Regions from separate parts of the Homo sapiens genome. Here all the other regions are linked to region 1. A link is a contact called in ENCODE Hi-C or POLR2A ChIA-PET data. All regions are on one chromosome and are shown on one strand. Each heading gives the region's core, a stretch centred on a gene start or an enhancer-like site at or near the end of the contact. The rest is flanking DNA. Distances are from core to core; before and after follow the strand shown. Region 1 has its middle 55 kb from the start of NEK6. Region 2 holds the start of RBM18 (RNA binding motif protein 18). Region 3 overlaps MAPKAP1 (MAPK associated protein 1). Region 4 holds the start of ZBTB26 (zinc finger and BTB domain containing 26). Region 5 overlaps STRBP (spermatid perinuclear RNA binding protein).

Region 1 (2,836 bases), core at 147-2,646:
GTCTTGATGATCTGAACTGAGGTGGCTTTGTATTGTGACAACTTGACTGAACTGAAACTATGTTTCCCAGATTCCCTTCCCTGCATAGCTCTGGGGTAGCGTCGGTCATAAGACATTTTGAGGCCAGGCACGGTGGCTCACGCCTGTAATCCCGGCACTTTGGGAGGCCAAGGTGGGCGGATCATCTGAAGTCAGGTGTTCGAGACCAGCCTGGCCAACATGGCAAAACCCCATCTCTACTAAAAATACAAAAATTAGCCAGGCATGGTGGCGGGCACCTGTAATCCTAGCTACTCATGAGGCTAAGGCAGGAGAATCCTTTGAACCCAGGAGGCAGAGGTTGCTGTAAGCTGAGATTGTGCCACTGCACTCCAGCCTGGGTGACAGAGCAAGACTCTGTTTCAAAAAAAAAAAAAAGACGTTTTGAGTGAGATTTGGAAGACAGAAGTGAAGCAGCAGACATGTGCATTTTGCGCTTGGAAACTGGGTACCAGGTGCTATTGTCCAGTACCTGCCAGCTTACCTTGCAGTCAAGGGGCAGCAGCCAGGTCTCTAGCTTCTCTGCCTCCTGACGTTCCTCTGTTCAGGTGCCTGTGTGCCAGGCACAAGCCCAGGTGCTGGGGGTATCGTGCTGGGGAAGACAGGCAGAATTCCTGCCTTGTTGGGTTTATGTTCTCTTGGAGATCAGTGAAGGAGATAGAAAATTCTTCAAAGCCAAGTTCTTCAGAGCAGAGCCCGCACTCTTCCCCTTGTCCCCACCATCCAGCGCAGCATGAGCCCACCACTGTGTGTAGAGTCAGCCGCTCTGTGCCCATGTACCTACTTTCCATCTCAATTCCCATCTTCTTCTCTGTCTCTTCTGGATTGGTATCTGCAACCCTGAACCACTAGCGGCAGTTACTTCTGAGAAGTGAAATTGGGAAGGAGGGCTTTCCTGTTTATTTGATGTACAACTGAGGCAAAGAGAGATGACGGAATGTGTCCAAGGTCACACAGCTGATAAGTGGCAAGCTGAGATCTTGCCCGCCCCCACCCCCCTCCCCACCTTTGCACATCATGTTTCCAACCATGACAAGGACGGTCCCCTTCCTCCCTCACCCCTTCCAGCACTGCCCAGCCTCCGCACATCAAACCCAGACTTTCCCCTGAAAGCCTCTTGTGTCTTCACTGCCTTCCTCCTGACTGTGGTTGAAGGACAGAATTAGAACTCATCTTGCAGTGGGAGGTGGTAGCAATGGCAGCAGAAGAGAAGTGACTTCTCTTCAACTTCTAGGAATTGACTTTGACAATCAGATAGGGCCAGGGGCTGAGTCACTGGCGGGGGCCCACTCTGGCTGGGTTTCAATTAGTTCAGAAGGTGGCAGTGTGTGAGGGTGGAGAGGGGGTGGAAGAAGGCAGAGGCCTCCAGTTTCACTTCCTCTCTGGGAGGCCCAGGCCCTTCAATGCTGTTCCTGCCTCCTCGCTGTGGGAGGGCTCACCCAGCAGCTATCAATCCAGGCCAACTGGAGTGGGCTAAATTTAGGTCCTAAGATGTCACAGATGTAAGGACCCAACATCTCATTTTGCAGATAAGGAAACCGAGATTGAAAGAGGTGAAGAGACTCGCCCAAGGCCGCATAGCAATTTATATTCACTGCTGGAGCTCAAACCCGGGCCTCTCCAAAATCACCCACCACAAGGCTCCAGAATGGACGCTGTTTCCAAAACGCCCAGCCTGGGGACCGTCCCAAGGCCAGCCCTTAGCTGGGTTGAGGGTCACTGCTCTGTGACTGAGACCAAAAATGGGTTTTGGAGGCAGGCATCTGGTTTCTTTTTCTCTTTTTCTTTCTTTCTTTTTTTTTTTTTTTTGAGATGGAGTCTCTCTCTGTCGCCCAGGCTGGAGTGTAGTGGCACCATCTCGGCTCACTGCAAGCTCCACCTCCCGGGTTCACGCCTCAGCCTCCCAAGTAGCTGGGACTACAGGCGCTCACCACCTCGCCTGGCTAACTTTTTGTATTTTTAGTAGAGATGGGGTTTCACCGTGTTAGCCAGGATGGTCTCAATCTCCCGACCTCGTGATTTGCCTGTCTCGGCCTCCCAAAGTGCTGGGATTACAGGTGTGAGCCACCACGCCCGACCCAGTCATCTGGTTTTTAATCCTGGCTCTACTGCTATGGTAGGGCCTCAGACAATGATTCATTTCTTCTTAAATGAGCATAAAGGATATTTTCCAAGCAAATCTATGCCCAATTGCCTAGAATGTAGTAGATACTCAGTAAATGTGAGCTCTGTTTCTGTTTTCCAATAATTTCCTAACTGACTTTGACAGAATCCTGGTTTTTTTGACAATGTCTCTTGGGGTCCTCAGTAGGAGGGAGTGAAGAGGAAGGCAGAGAAAATCGGGCTTCTACTCCCCCACTCCCCTCTCCACCAATATCCCCTAGGAACCAGAGTATCTCTGACTTTATCCATTTTATATGTTGTTTTTCAAAATGGTCCCATAAGGCCGGGCACAGTGGCTCATGCCTGTAATCCCAGTACTTTGGGAGGCTGAAGCAGGTGGATCACCTGAGGTCAGGAGTTCAAGACCAACATGGCCAACATGTTGAAACCCCATCTCTACTAATAATACAAAAATTACCCAGGCATGGTGGTGTGCGCCTGTAATCCCAGCTACTCGGGAGACTGAGGCAGGAGGCTTGAACCTGGGAGCTGGAGGTTGCAGTGAGCTGAGATCACACTACTGCACTCCAGCCTGGGTGACAGAGAGAGACTCCATCTCAAAAAAAAAAAAGGGGGAGGGGCCTGTGAATGACAACCTGGCAGTCCCCCACTGCCTTAGAGACGTAAATGCAGG
Region 2 (2,836 bases), core at 114-2,613, 1.9 Mb after region 1:
TAAGTACTACAAGGACTAATCTATGATTTTCTTGTTCACTGCTGTATCCCCAGTACCTGGTACATTGCCAGAACACAGAAGACACTGTGAATGTGATGAATACATCAGTGAAAGTCCAGAAAGATAAATTCCTTATCCAGGGTAAACCAGAATCGGATGGGAATCTACCCTTACTATTATGGTAGGTTCTGGGCTTCCCAGCGTTGCCTCCACTGTCTCTGGTTTGCCAGATTTTTGCTTAGAGATAGTAGATGATGTTCTTCTCTAAATGCAGTACCAGGTAAAGAAAGGTACTTGTAGTATCTGACTATACACAGAATCATTATGCACCTGGCACGGCCAAAGAAGGAATGAGACACTTTAACAGGTAGAGAAAGGGCTTTTGCCTAAGAGTTAAGAGATCTGGATTCCAGTATGCCTACCTTATCACTCCCTGCCATCTGCCATTTAGATTCATAATCACACGTATTCAAAAAGCATTTGCGGCAGCTCTACCACTGACTTGTGACTTGTACCAAGTGATTTCTCCTACGTAGATTTTGTTTCAACCATAAAATGAAGGGGTCAGATCAGGTTTTCATTCTTTCCAACTATAAAGCTTTCCAAAATGGGGGGAAATGCAACAGTGTGGTTTAAAACAAAATAAAGGCACTAAACTTAGAGAAAACTCCGAGTCTTGGTTCCAGCACTTCCTAGGCACGTGACCTTAAATCGGTCAAACTCTCAGGACTTCCGTCTCATCTGTAAAACGTAAATGACAATACTATTTGTCAGGGTTAAGTAAATGGAGAAGGGCTACTGAAATGACAACTGTTTTGCCACTGGGTGGCACAGAGTGGTGGTTAAAAGTCCAGGCTTAGGAGTCGGATAGCCCTAGGTCTGAATTTAAGCGCCCTCACTTTCTGACCGCGTGACCCTGGTAAAATTACCTATGTGAGCTTCCGTTTCTTCATTATGGGAGATAATAATATCTACTCCTATGGGATTGTTCTGAAACTCAAACGTTCCCGTCAAGTGTGCGGCTACTCTTTAGTAAGTTCCTCCAGCATCCCCTAAATTCCTAGCTGGTAAAAGGAGCCCCGCCCCCACCCCATGAGACTCGCTCCAATGCCACAGGTCCCGCCCTCAGCCTTAAAGGTCAAGCTGGACTCGAACGGGTCGGGGACGGTAGTCTGGTCCCCTGAGGTCCCCCAGAGGTCCCTGAGTAAGGGTCTCTGGCACCCAGACCACACGCGCCCCTCGAGGCCCTGTCAAGGACACTCACCAGCTATCGCCCAGGTTACTAAGGAAAGACTCGTGCGACGGCGGCGACCGCAGCTGCGCGGACGTCGTGACGTCACGAAGCCAGGAGGCGGCGCAGGCTTAACGCGTCACGGGCGGCCTGGCAGCTGGCGGCATTGAGGCGGACGCGTCTAGAGGTCCGTCTGACCGCGGCGTCGGGACCTGGTTTCCGGGCATGAGCTGAGAGCACCACGCCGAGGCCACGAGGTGAGTTCGGCCGCGACATGTCCCTGCACCTCAGCGATGGGCCCGCTAAGAGGTCTTACAGGAGGCCGCCCTCGCAGGACTGCATCTCAGGCCCCGCCCCGGATTGTCCTGTCGCTGGCCCGGAAATAACAATCCGAGTAATGACCCTTCGCCTGTAGGAATTCGCAGCCAGAAATCGGGAAGCCAGGGTTCCAGGCATGACCCCACCGCTTGCTGTTAGGATCAGGTGTCTCTTCTTCTCTGGATTGCACTTTCCCCAGATGACTATTTCTGGCTTCCAGAGTTATTGCAGCTCAGCTGGAAAGACAAATGTAACCGCGTTTTGTGAACTCTGGTAGTCTAAAGGATTGTTGCTATTGCAAACGCAAAGCATTTTGATAGTCCCGTGCCGTCTTGATCTTTTATTACCCTTTACCTTTCCTCAAAAAGCCATATTCTGAGCTGTCACCAAAATTGTCTTATTTAAGACTCACAACGACCTCGTGAGACGACAAATTGTACCCATTCTAGGAAGGAAAAAGAAACTAAGTCTTCGAGTGGAGAAGCGGCTTGCTTCATTTAGTAAATATTAAGCACCAACCGTGAGACAGGCAGTGTACTTAAGTGCTAGAAATAGAACCGTGATCAAGATTGGCAAGGTCCTGTGCTGTGGGAGCTTACGTTCTAGTGAAGGAAATAGAAGAGGAAACATTAAGTAATACATTGAATTAGCATTTAGTAGGAGGAAAAAGATGGAAAAGTGGCTATGATATAGAATAACAAGGAACTCTGTTTAGGAAAGCTTTTCTATCGAGAGGATGCTTAAAGAAAGGTCATGTGACTTGCTAAAGGTGCAGTTACTAGGTGCAAAAGTCAGGATTTGAACCCAGACCCGCATAGCCTGCACTCTTACCAGTAAAACATGGTACCTTTTCGTGGTAATAAATATTAATAGCTATTGGTATTATTCCTGATTTTAGACATGAGAAAATCAGAATGTCCTATCATTCAAGTCCCAAATGTCATCTCCTTTAGAGAGGCCTTCCCTCCACTCAATCTATAGTCGTCGAGTCCCTGTCACATCACCCTGCTTAATTGTGTTTGTGGCATGTATCACTAATTATATCTTCTTTATTTATTTTGCTTTTGTTTTGTCCTGCTCCCCTTCCAAATACAAGCATCCAGAGGATAGGGACCTTGCTTGTTCACTGCTCTGACTCCAGTAACTGGATAAGTCCTAGATAATAGAAGCAGTGAATTTATTTTTTGAATGAATGATTTGTTTAAAAAGTAGGGGGAAAGGAAAGCAGAGGGAAGACAAAAATGTGTCTCCCCTGGGATTAAATTTATGTCTGTTTCACCTTTCTCC
Region 3 (2,836 bases), core at 205-2,704, 1.4 Mb before region 1:
GAGGTGACACTGACAGAATTAAAAATGAAGGAGCCCCCCTGAAAAGCAAGTTCATTACAAATTAACAGTGGTCTTAGCAAAGCAGTGGGCTAAGGCGTGTCAAATAGCGATATGGATAAAGAAACCCAGCATTTTAAACTGTCAGAGCTGGGAGCAAGGCTAGCCTGAGAACAAATTAATCACATATTGTCAAGGCAAAGTTGCATCAAATTAACACATCGGATTCCAGCATATTAATGTCAGAATGCTTTCACCTGATTATTACTGCAAACCATTGCCACTCTTTGAATGCAAAGATATAATTAAATTGCTAAATAGAAAGTGCATATAATATCTCCACATGCATTTAGGATGCATGAGCTGAAAAGTGCACATCCTAGGAAGTGACAGATTCTATTTGTAGGGGAGAAACTTTACTTTTTTTCCCCTTTTATTTACTTGAGAGTACTAGAGTATGAAATTAGAAAAGTTAGTTATGTTATTCATATTCTATATGAATTAGATGAAATACAGGTTTAATTTAACTGATTTGCTACACTGACTATGAGTACATAATTACCTCTGCATTTTTCTGGAAGAGAAATGGGACAATGTTGCAAAATAGTACTTTGCATCAAAATTGCCCATTACACATAATCCTGGTGGTGGATTCGTCATCAGAAAGTGCTTAGGAGAAACTAGATTGGCCATTCTGACAACTGTCTTTTATGTAAGGATTACTTTCTGTCTCAGCTTAATCTAATATGTGTTCTATTATATTTAAAATAAGAATTCAGGCAGAAGCCCAGCTGTGGTTGACCTTTTGGCTCAAGGAGGCAGCCCAGCAGGAAGAACTTGCTTTTTATTAGTCCCTGTTTGTCCCAGGTGATACTTGGGCCAGGCTTTCTGACTTGCTGTCTTTGTTATCCACAATCAGCCTTGCTGTCCCTGTTACTCACACTTAGATTTGGCTACTCTCCCTGTGTCCTCTACCAAGCTCTGTTGGCGCTGTGCATTGAAATCTTCCTTAAATCTCACTTCTTTCATGAAGTCTCCTTCAGCAACTCACACTTCATAGACTTCTCTTTTCAGCTTTGGGATTGAGCGGTCTTGCATTTACAACAGCTCACTTAGCAGAGCTAAAGGGCTTGTAAATTCAAAAAAGGGAAGTAGTGATTGCTAGGAGCCACCATGGGTTTCCTCAGAACCAAGCAGGGCAGAACAAGCCCATTTCTTTCTTGGATAGGGTTGTTAGCTAGATAGAGGGCTGTGGTTAAAATTCTTTGTTCTGAATTTCAGTAAAGCATCAATTTTTGCATAGTATTCTTGCACGCAAGCTGGAGATATTCTCCAGTCACATTGTGGTCAGGTGGACTTTGCACCTGGCTGAGAGACGAGGCACAGAGTGGTGATTAATGGATTTATGTCAAACTGGAGAGCTATCTTTCGTGGCAAGCTGTAGGTCTCTTGTGTGTTCATTGCTGTCAGGGACCTGAATGAGAACATTGATGATAGGCTGATGACACTTGTGGAAGGCAGAAGGCTGGGAAGAATAGCAGGCATGTGCAGTGACAAAGTCAGGGACTAAAGTGGTCTTGACACACCAAAATGATACTTGCACTTAAGTCATAAGATGCAGTCATTTGTGTATGGGGGTGGCAGTGGAAAAGGGGAAGAGGAAGATGAGGTTTAACCAAGTAGCACATGAAAGAAAAGGTTTAGGGTCATGGTTAATTGTAACCTCAGTATGATTCAGCAGAGCCAGGTAGTTAGAAGGAAAACTCATGCATTCATTTCTCAAATATTTCTTGAGTGCCTGTATGTGCCAGGGACTTGACTAATGCTGAGGATACAATAGTGAATGAGATAGTCCCTAATTTAATGGTATGTGTAATCTTGTAGGGAAGTCAGACAATTATAATATAGCATAATAAATGCTATGAGAGGAAAAGTTTAGTATGGTGAGTTTCTTCTTTTTTTTTTTTCTTTGAGACGGAGTCTTGCTCTGTCACCCAGGCTGGAGTGCAGTGGCGTGATCTCAGCTCACTGCAGGCTCTTCCTCCTGGGTTCAAGTGATTCTTCTGCCTCAGCCTCCCAGGTAGCTGGGACTACAGGCATGTGCCACCATGCCTGGCTAATTTTTTTGTATTTTTAGTAGAGATGGAGTTTCACCATGTTGGCCAGGCTGGTCTTGAACTCCTTACCTCAAGGGATCTGCCCGCCTCGGCCTTGCAAAGTGCTGGGATTACAGACATGAGCCACCACGCCTGGCCTAGTATGGTGAGTTTCTTAGAGGAAGGACACCTGGCCTGGGCTTCGCATGGGAGAATATCAGGGAAGACTCCTTAGATGACCCCTAAGCCAAGCCTTGAAGGATGGGAGGAGGTTAGGCAGGAGGCTTCTAGGTAGGTGAAGTGCTGGTGTAAACATCTGAGGTGAGAGATGCTGGTAAATTCTGGGCAATGAAAGTAGTAGGGTATGACTGGAATGTGGAGGCTGAGAGCAGAGGAGGTGAGAGACGAGGCTTGATCAAGAAGAGTTTTGATTTGCTCCTGCTAGTTGTATTTGGAGCAGGAAACTGACATCCTTACGTCTGAATAAATCACCATGGCTGTGGTTAGCAAAAGTAGGGAATTTAGTGTGGTGAGGTATAGTAAGTTCTGTACAACAGACATTTACAACTATAAGTGTCTATTCAGACAAGTGCCACAAGGAGGTGGTAGAGACTAGGAACCGGGTGGGGCATATGAGTTGGGCTTTACAGAATCCATCCAGAGAAGATGTGAACATTGCCTGAAAATAGTAGAAGGGTTCTTGGGTAGAAGATGCTCTGCATGGCTCTGCCAGGCTGGACAGA
Region 4 (2,836 bases), core at 130-2,629, 1.3 Mb after region 1:
GTCACAAATATCTGAAAGTTAAACAACACTCTTAACAACTGGGTCAAAGAAGAAATCAAGGTCAGGCACGGTGGCTCACACCTGTAATCCCAGCACTTTGGGAGGCCAAGGCGGGTGGATCACCTGAGGTCGGGAGTTCGACACCAGCCTGACCAACACGGAGAAACCACGTCTCCATATCTCTAAATATCAAATTAGCCCGGTGTGGTGGCGCATGCCTGTAATCCCAGCTACTTTAGAGACGGAGGCAGGAGAACCGCTTGAACCCAGGAGGCGGAGGTTGCGGTGAGCCGAGATCACACCATTGCACTCCAGCCTGGGCAACAAGAGCGAAACTCCATCTCAAAAAAAAGAAAAAAAAAGAAGAAGAAATCAAAAGGGAAATTAGAAAATACTTAGAAATGAATGAAAATAACACAACATACAAAAACTTATGAGCTGTAGTGAAAACAGTGATCAAAGTGAAATGTATAGTTGTAAATAACTACATTAAAAAGAGGGAAAGGCTGGGAGCAGTGGCTCACACATGTAATCCCAGCACTTTGGGAGGCTGAGGAGGGTGGATCACTTTAACTCCAGAGTTCAAGACCATCAAGTTTTACACTTACAAATGATTAAAGTAATAAACATTACGCATGTTTTACCTCAATAAAAAGCCCCTCACCACCACCAAAAACGAAAAGAATGGTCAAAAACCAGTAAACTGGATTGGCAAGGAAAAGAACTCTAGAAGGATCCTCAAGTTTTCCGGTCTGGATAGGAGATGAGATGAACTTGAGATCATTAAAAGGTACTTTCACATCAGGACAGCTGGAGATCTCGTCCATGTAGCTGCCTGGGTTGTGAATGGTCAGCATGAAGTAGGTAACGGAAGCCATGGGAGTGCAAGAGTTTGCCCTAGGAAGAACTCCAAGGCAAGAACCCTGAAAAACACATCCAAAAGTGAGGGGAGAGCTTTCTGCTCTTCGGGCTCCCGCGCGACGAGTCTACACCCCTAGGCTAAAAAGACTTACCAAAGTTTAAGTGCAGAGGAGCCCTTCAGGCCCAAGGAGGCAGCGGACCGTCTAGGCCCAGCTACAGAAGAGCCGCTGAGACGGGGGTCCCGAGCAGCGGGTCCCTGCGAGGCGCACAGGGCCTGAGCCACAGACGCTTACGAGCTAAGGCACCTCGGGGTAGTAGGCAGTGAAGCTAGTGCCCAGAGTACGGTGCCCTCCGTCTGCGCCCCGCCCACAACGCAGAAATTCCCTCTCGGGGCCCCTGTTGTCCTCCGAGCCTTCCGATTGGCGGAGAGGACCATGGGACCTGGAAGTTGTCTTTGTCCGGCCAGGGCTGCCCTTCCGGTTCCGTTGGGTCCCCCTTTGGCTCGGGTTCCTTGCCCCTCCCCCTTCCCGGAGCCCCGAGGGGCCGGAGCTCCTGGCGGTGCCGGATCCTGACGGCGGCCTTCCCCCGGGTCTGTAAGTGCGGAGACGGCCGGAGCGGCGGGCTGGGGTGCGGGGTGTCTCAAAATGGAACCCCCCTGGGGCCCTGGATCAACCGGGACCTGCACTGGGATGGGAGCCGAGAGGCTGGCCTAGGCCCCTGGGGACTTGAGGAGCCCTTGGCCCGGCCCACGCTGCGCCCCGCCCCTTTCCCTTCCCTGTGACTGGAGTGGGGAGCCTGAGGATGCCCCTGGGACCGCCTCATAGGACCCCAGCTGAGGGCCCAGCAGTTGGCTTGGGGGCCTGACTCTGGCATCTTATAAGAAGTGCCAGAGGTGAGGCCCTAAGAAAACGAGCCTCGGGAGCCAGCCCAAGACCAGGCATTCAGTGCCAGTCTTTGAGAACCACTGTGAGTGCTAGGTTACCCTTTTGCTGGGGTTTTCCCCTATTTGGCCACTGGTCGCAGCACCTTTTATATTACTGGCGCTATACCAGACACTGGAGATTGGCAAGATATTGTTCCAGTTTTCGGGATTAAGTTTGGGAGCCAGATCTGAACAAATAAGTACTCCTATGTGTATATATATGTATGTATGTATCAGTCACATATGTGTTAATTGCTCAAGGGGCCGTTGCTGAGAAGGCTTTAGAAAGAAAGTGATGTCTGAATTGTACTTGGAGAGAGTAAAGTGTTGAAGAGTTTTTCAGGGAAGACAGTTGCAATACTGTGGAGAAATGACTGAGCATAACTTGTGTGGGAAGAGGAGGAAATGGGGGGACTCCTATGCACAGAATGGATATGAGACTGGGAAAGTCGACCGAGGTCCAGATGGTGAATGGTGTAATCCTAAAGGAGATGGGTAGTTTTTTGAAGAGTTCGGAACAGAATATTGATATGGTCAGATTTGCACTGCAGGAAATCATTTTGTTCTGTAGAAAGCCCATAGAGAAGGGACTTTCTATTAACTGCATTTAGACATTTAGCTAAAAGTTAGGAACGCTTATCGGAGATTCTTTTGAAGGGGTAATGGGATCAGCCTAGTGAGAGGCAAAAAATTCCTGAAATAAGTTATAATGGTGTCATTGGTAAGGAGACAAATATACTGGAGATGATTATGTCAAGACTCCATAATTAACTGAATGCTGAAGAAGTGTGAGGGACCAAATCTAATTCTTAGGTTTTAGACCTCTGAGCTGAAGGATGGTAATGCCATTATCAGAAATAAAGCCATAAGCTTAGTGTAGATTATGAATTCATTTTTTGGACATGTTGAATTAAAGGTCTAATGAGACAGACACATAGAGCTGTCCAGCATGGAGTTGGAAATGCAAATCTTTAGCTCAGCCTAAACATTGTAGCTAGAGGTAAAAGTTTGAGTTATCAGCATAGAAGTGGAAACCATGGCAATAGCTGGCAT
Region 5 (2,836 bases), core at 109-2,608, 1.0 Mb after region 1:
TTCCGTTTTGTGGAACAGTCCCTGGGTGAGCCCTTGCCTATGATCCTTCCCATGTGGTGGAACTCAAGGAGTGCAGAATGAGATTCTATTCTTATATCAGAGGCTGGCATGTATTCCAAGGACAGAGTTGTGTTCTGGTAATAAACATATATTGTGCACCTGGTGAGTGTTAACCACTCTGAAGGACACAGAGATGGGTGGGGGGTAGCTTGTATTTATTAAGCAATTAAGCATTTTCCATTGCCAGGCACGGTTAGGCAGCTTTTACCTATGCTGTCTTAATTTAACTTAATGCTTTACCTTTTTCAAAATGGATTCAAAAGTCAAATAACTTATACAAGGTCCTACAATATGTATTATTAGGAATATTAGAATTCTGTTTTTAATTTTAAATTCACATATAGTAAATTCAAATACATTGGGTTGCTTGCTTTACAATAACTGCTATGTTCCAATTTTTAAATTGAAATTCAGAACTGTTTGAATTAGGAATTGATTTTTTGCTCAATCATGCTGTCTTCTACCTGTGGGCTGATAAGACCAAGTATATCATAATTATGGTTTAGAATTTAATAACTGAGCTAATAACAGCTACTGTTTATTGAGTGCCAACTATTGTACCACATACTTTTCCTACTATCTTGCAGCAAATCTACCAGTCTCTAATATTATTATCTTCCTTTCTCCACTCCTGTTTTACTTGTGAAATTTCCTGTGCTCCAAACTTGCTTATAAAAAAAAGAGTGACTCAGAATCATTAACAAACTTTAACTTGCTTAAGGCTACTTAGTAAATATGTGTGGTTGAACCAGGACTCATATTGAAGTTTCTCTGACTCCAGATCCAGTTTTCTTAGCATCTATTCTTCAGTTTCCTGTGAATAACATGTGAAAGTACAGAGCAGGGAGAGACGATGATGTGCTGGTTCTGGAAATCTGCAAAAGCTCCATGAAGGAGGTAGCACTTGGAATAGGCTCAGAGGATGGATAGGGGTAGGGTTTTGGCATGTGGTGAAAGTGAAAGAAAAAAATAAATCTCAGCACCGATCTAGGTATGAGAAAGTATAGAACTGTTTAAGGAATAATAACTGTTGTTTATTGAGCTGTTAATATCTGTTGGGCTCTGGCCAAAGTTTGTTAACATATATTCTCACTACCACTCTGTGAGAAAGGTATTATTCCTGTTTTACAAATGAGGAAGCAGGCTCAAAAGAAGTCAAGTTATTTGAAATTTGTCCAATGTCACACAGTAAGTAGCAGAGCCAGGATTTGAACCAGGAAGCGATGTCATTTTCTAAATTGCTTTCCAATATGGTAAGTGTCCAAGTGTTCAGTGGGACACCAATGAATTAGTAGGTAGAGTGTTATCCAATCAGCGCCTTTGGAAGATTATTCTGGTTGCTGTATACAGTACTTTGGAGATGACAGAGGTCAGAAAGGCCAGTAAGGAGGAGGTTATTGAGGTGGTCTACGTGAGAGGTAATAAAAGCCTGAAGAAACTGGTTTGCAAGTTTGATGGTGATTATAGAGGGATAATTTATAAACCATTACAATATTAGACTTGGAAGAATGAGAGGACAAGGATACAGAGGAAGAAGAAATCAAAGATGACTGATTCTCTATTGTTAATATCAGACAATTGCCTACACTTGGTCACCTGCTTTAAAATGCTTTTTATTTCTATATTTATACCACCTTTAACATTTTTCATTGATTTAATGTTTATTGAATCTCTATAAGTGTGCCAGGCACTGAACCCATGGCTGGATTATTTATCTTCCTTTCTAGTTTCCACTGCCACAATTTGTTTCTCTTCCTTCTCCCTTTCCATTTTATTCTCAACTCTGCTGATTCTTGCCCAACTCTGCTGATTCTTTGCTTATAGCTAGAATGACTGTTTCCCATCTAGGTAGATCAAGATTCTGCTGAAGTCAGACTTTCAGTTTGCCTTGCTTGACATCTCTAATTTTGACCTCTCCCTTTTCTGAACTTGGGAAGCAATCATATAATGTAAGGGACCTGAATGTTGTGGTCAAAACAACTTAGGTTTGAATTTAGGCTTTGCCATTTTACTTTCTTGGTGAACTTGAACAATTAACTTTTCTGAGGCTCACATTTCTTGTCTTGCAAATGGAGGCTTGTGGTGAGATTTAAATGAGAATATGTGACACCTGTTTGTGCTCAGATGTTACTTTCTCTTCCCCTTTTAAATAGGGCACTTAAACTGTTACTGCTTTTGTTGCTTAACTACAGAGTAAGCCTCAGGAGCAGGAGAGACTGTAACTCCTGTAAATATGTTTGCCATACCCAAACACTTGCTTATTTGTTGAAAGACGGTTAAACTTAGTTACTATTTTCATTTGTGATTAAGGGAAATGAACCAATAAGAAACTTTTAGAATTAAAATCAAGGATAGATGAGCACCTTTCTTATGCACCATTTATGACTTGATTTCTTTGAGTGTTTGCTCTTTTAGCTACTCCTGGATTTGGAATGCATATGCTGGCAGTTTATCTTTCCTTCCTTAGCTCTATACTTTTATCACATTTTTCTGCTTTCCCCATAAGCTGATATAGAAAGGGAGGCACTTTAGAATGATATAGTTGGGAGGAACTTTAGCTCATCTAGCCAATAGTCATTTTACTGTTGTGGATACTGAGTCAGCAGGCACTACGAGTAGAATCCAGGTCTTTTAGATTTCTGTGCTGATGTTCTTTCCCAATATACAGTGGTATTCATGTTCCTCACAAATTGCCTAATTACTACTAACACAGAAGGAAGTTTATTTTTATTTTTTGAGACAGGGTCTCATTCTGTCACCCACGCTGGAGTGCAGT

What was found. Hi-C counts contacts between places; a loop is a spot of excess contacts on that map. ChIA-PET counts read pairs that join two places held with the same protein, here RNA polymerase II (POLR2A). Pooled maps may share reads with other maps.
Region 2: a loop to region 1 is called in a pooled map, with 9 times the contacts of the local background. The contact joins the promoter of RBM18 here to the enhancer-like site in region 1. A Hi-C loop is called at or near these places in 2 of 50 pooled maps.
Region 3: a pooled map shows a loop between it and region 1 (6-fold over the local background). The contact joins two enhancer-like sites. A Hi-C loop is called at or near these places in 2 of 37 single-sample maps with no recorded cell type and 7 of 50 pooled maps.
Region 4: a pooled map shows a loop between it and region 1 (3-fold over the local background). The contact joins the promoter of ZBTB26 here to the enhancer-like site in region 1. A Hi-C loop is called at or near these places in 1 of 37 single-sample maps with no recorded cell type and 2 of 50 pooled maps. POLR2A ChIA-PET finds 5 or more read pairs at or near these places in 2 of 52 experiments (OCI-LY7 and WTC11).
Region 5: a loop to region 1 is called in a map with no recorded cell type, with 6 times the contacts of the local background. The contact joins two enhancer-like sites. A Hi-C loop is called at or near these places in 2 of 37 single-sample maps with no recorded cell type and 3 of 50 pooled maps.

Annotation. Positions count from the first base shown.
Region 1 is chr9:124,201,196-124,204,031 of GRCh38, reverse strand. No RefSeq gene overlaps it. Among named protein-coding and RNA genes, the nearest start is that of NEK6, 55 kb to the left of the region's middle. RefSeq lists enhancers at 1,242-1,291, 1,238-1,382, 1,342-1,681, 1,732-1,791, a cis regulatory region at 1,305-1,315 and a silencer at 1,691-1,891. Within about 2 kb of position 1,396, at least 11 of the 41 ENCODE cell types and tissues checked have a DNase peak (open chromatin) inside an H3K27ac peak, as active enhancers do; they include OCI-LY7, where a contact is called at or near this core.
Region 2 is chr9:122,263,367-122,266,202 of GRCh38, reverse strand. RBM18 (RNA binding motif protein 18) reads left to right here and starts at 1,363. Exons shown (of 6, transcript NM_033117.4): 1 at 1,363-1,488. MRRF (mitochondrial ribosome recycling factor) reads right to left here and starts at 1,321. Exons shown (of 7, transcript NM_138777.5): 1 at 1,265-1,321. RefSeq lists enhancers at 904-1,063, 239-1,209, 632-1,831, 1,210-2,181.
Region 3 is chr9:125,631,354-125,634,189 of GRCh38, reverse strand. All of the region lies in intron 4 of MAPKAP1 (MAPK associated protein 1), which reads left to right. Among named protein-coding and RNA genes, the nearest start is that of MAPKAP1, 74 kb to the left of the region's middle. Within about 2 kb of position 1,454, at least 7 of the 41 ENCODE cell types and tissues checked have a DNase peak (open chromatin) inside an H3K27ac peak, as active enhancers do.
Region 4 is chr9:122,930,055-122,932,890 of GRCh38, reverse strand. It overlaps ZBTB26 (zinc finger and BTB domain containing 26), which reads left to right and starts at 1,379. Exons shown (of 2, transcript NM_020924.4): 1 at 1,379-1,454. It also overlaps a transcript of RABGAP1 not described here. RefSeq lists a silencer at 1,268-1,607.
Region 5 is chr9:123,174,398-123,177,233 of GRCh38, reverse strand. The region is part of intron 4 of STRBP (spermatid perinuclear RNA binding protein); the gene reads left to right. Among named protein-coding and RNA genes, the nearest start is that of MIR600HG, 60 kb to the right of the region's middle. RefSeq lists enhancers at 949-1,008, 1,729-2,440. Within about 2 kb of position 1,358, at least 4 of the 41 ENCODE cell types and tissues checked have a DNase peak (open chromatin) inside an H3K27ac peak, as active enhancers do.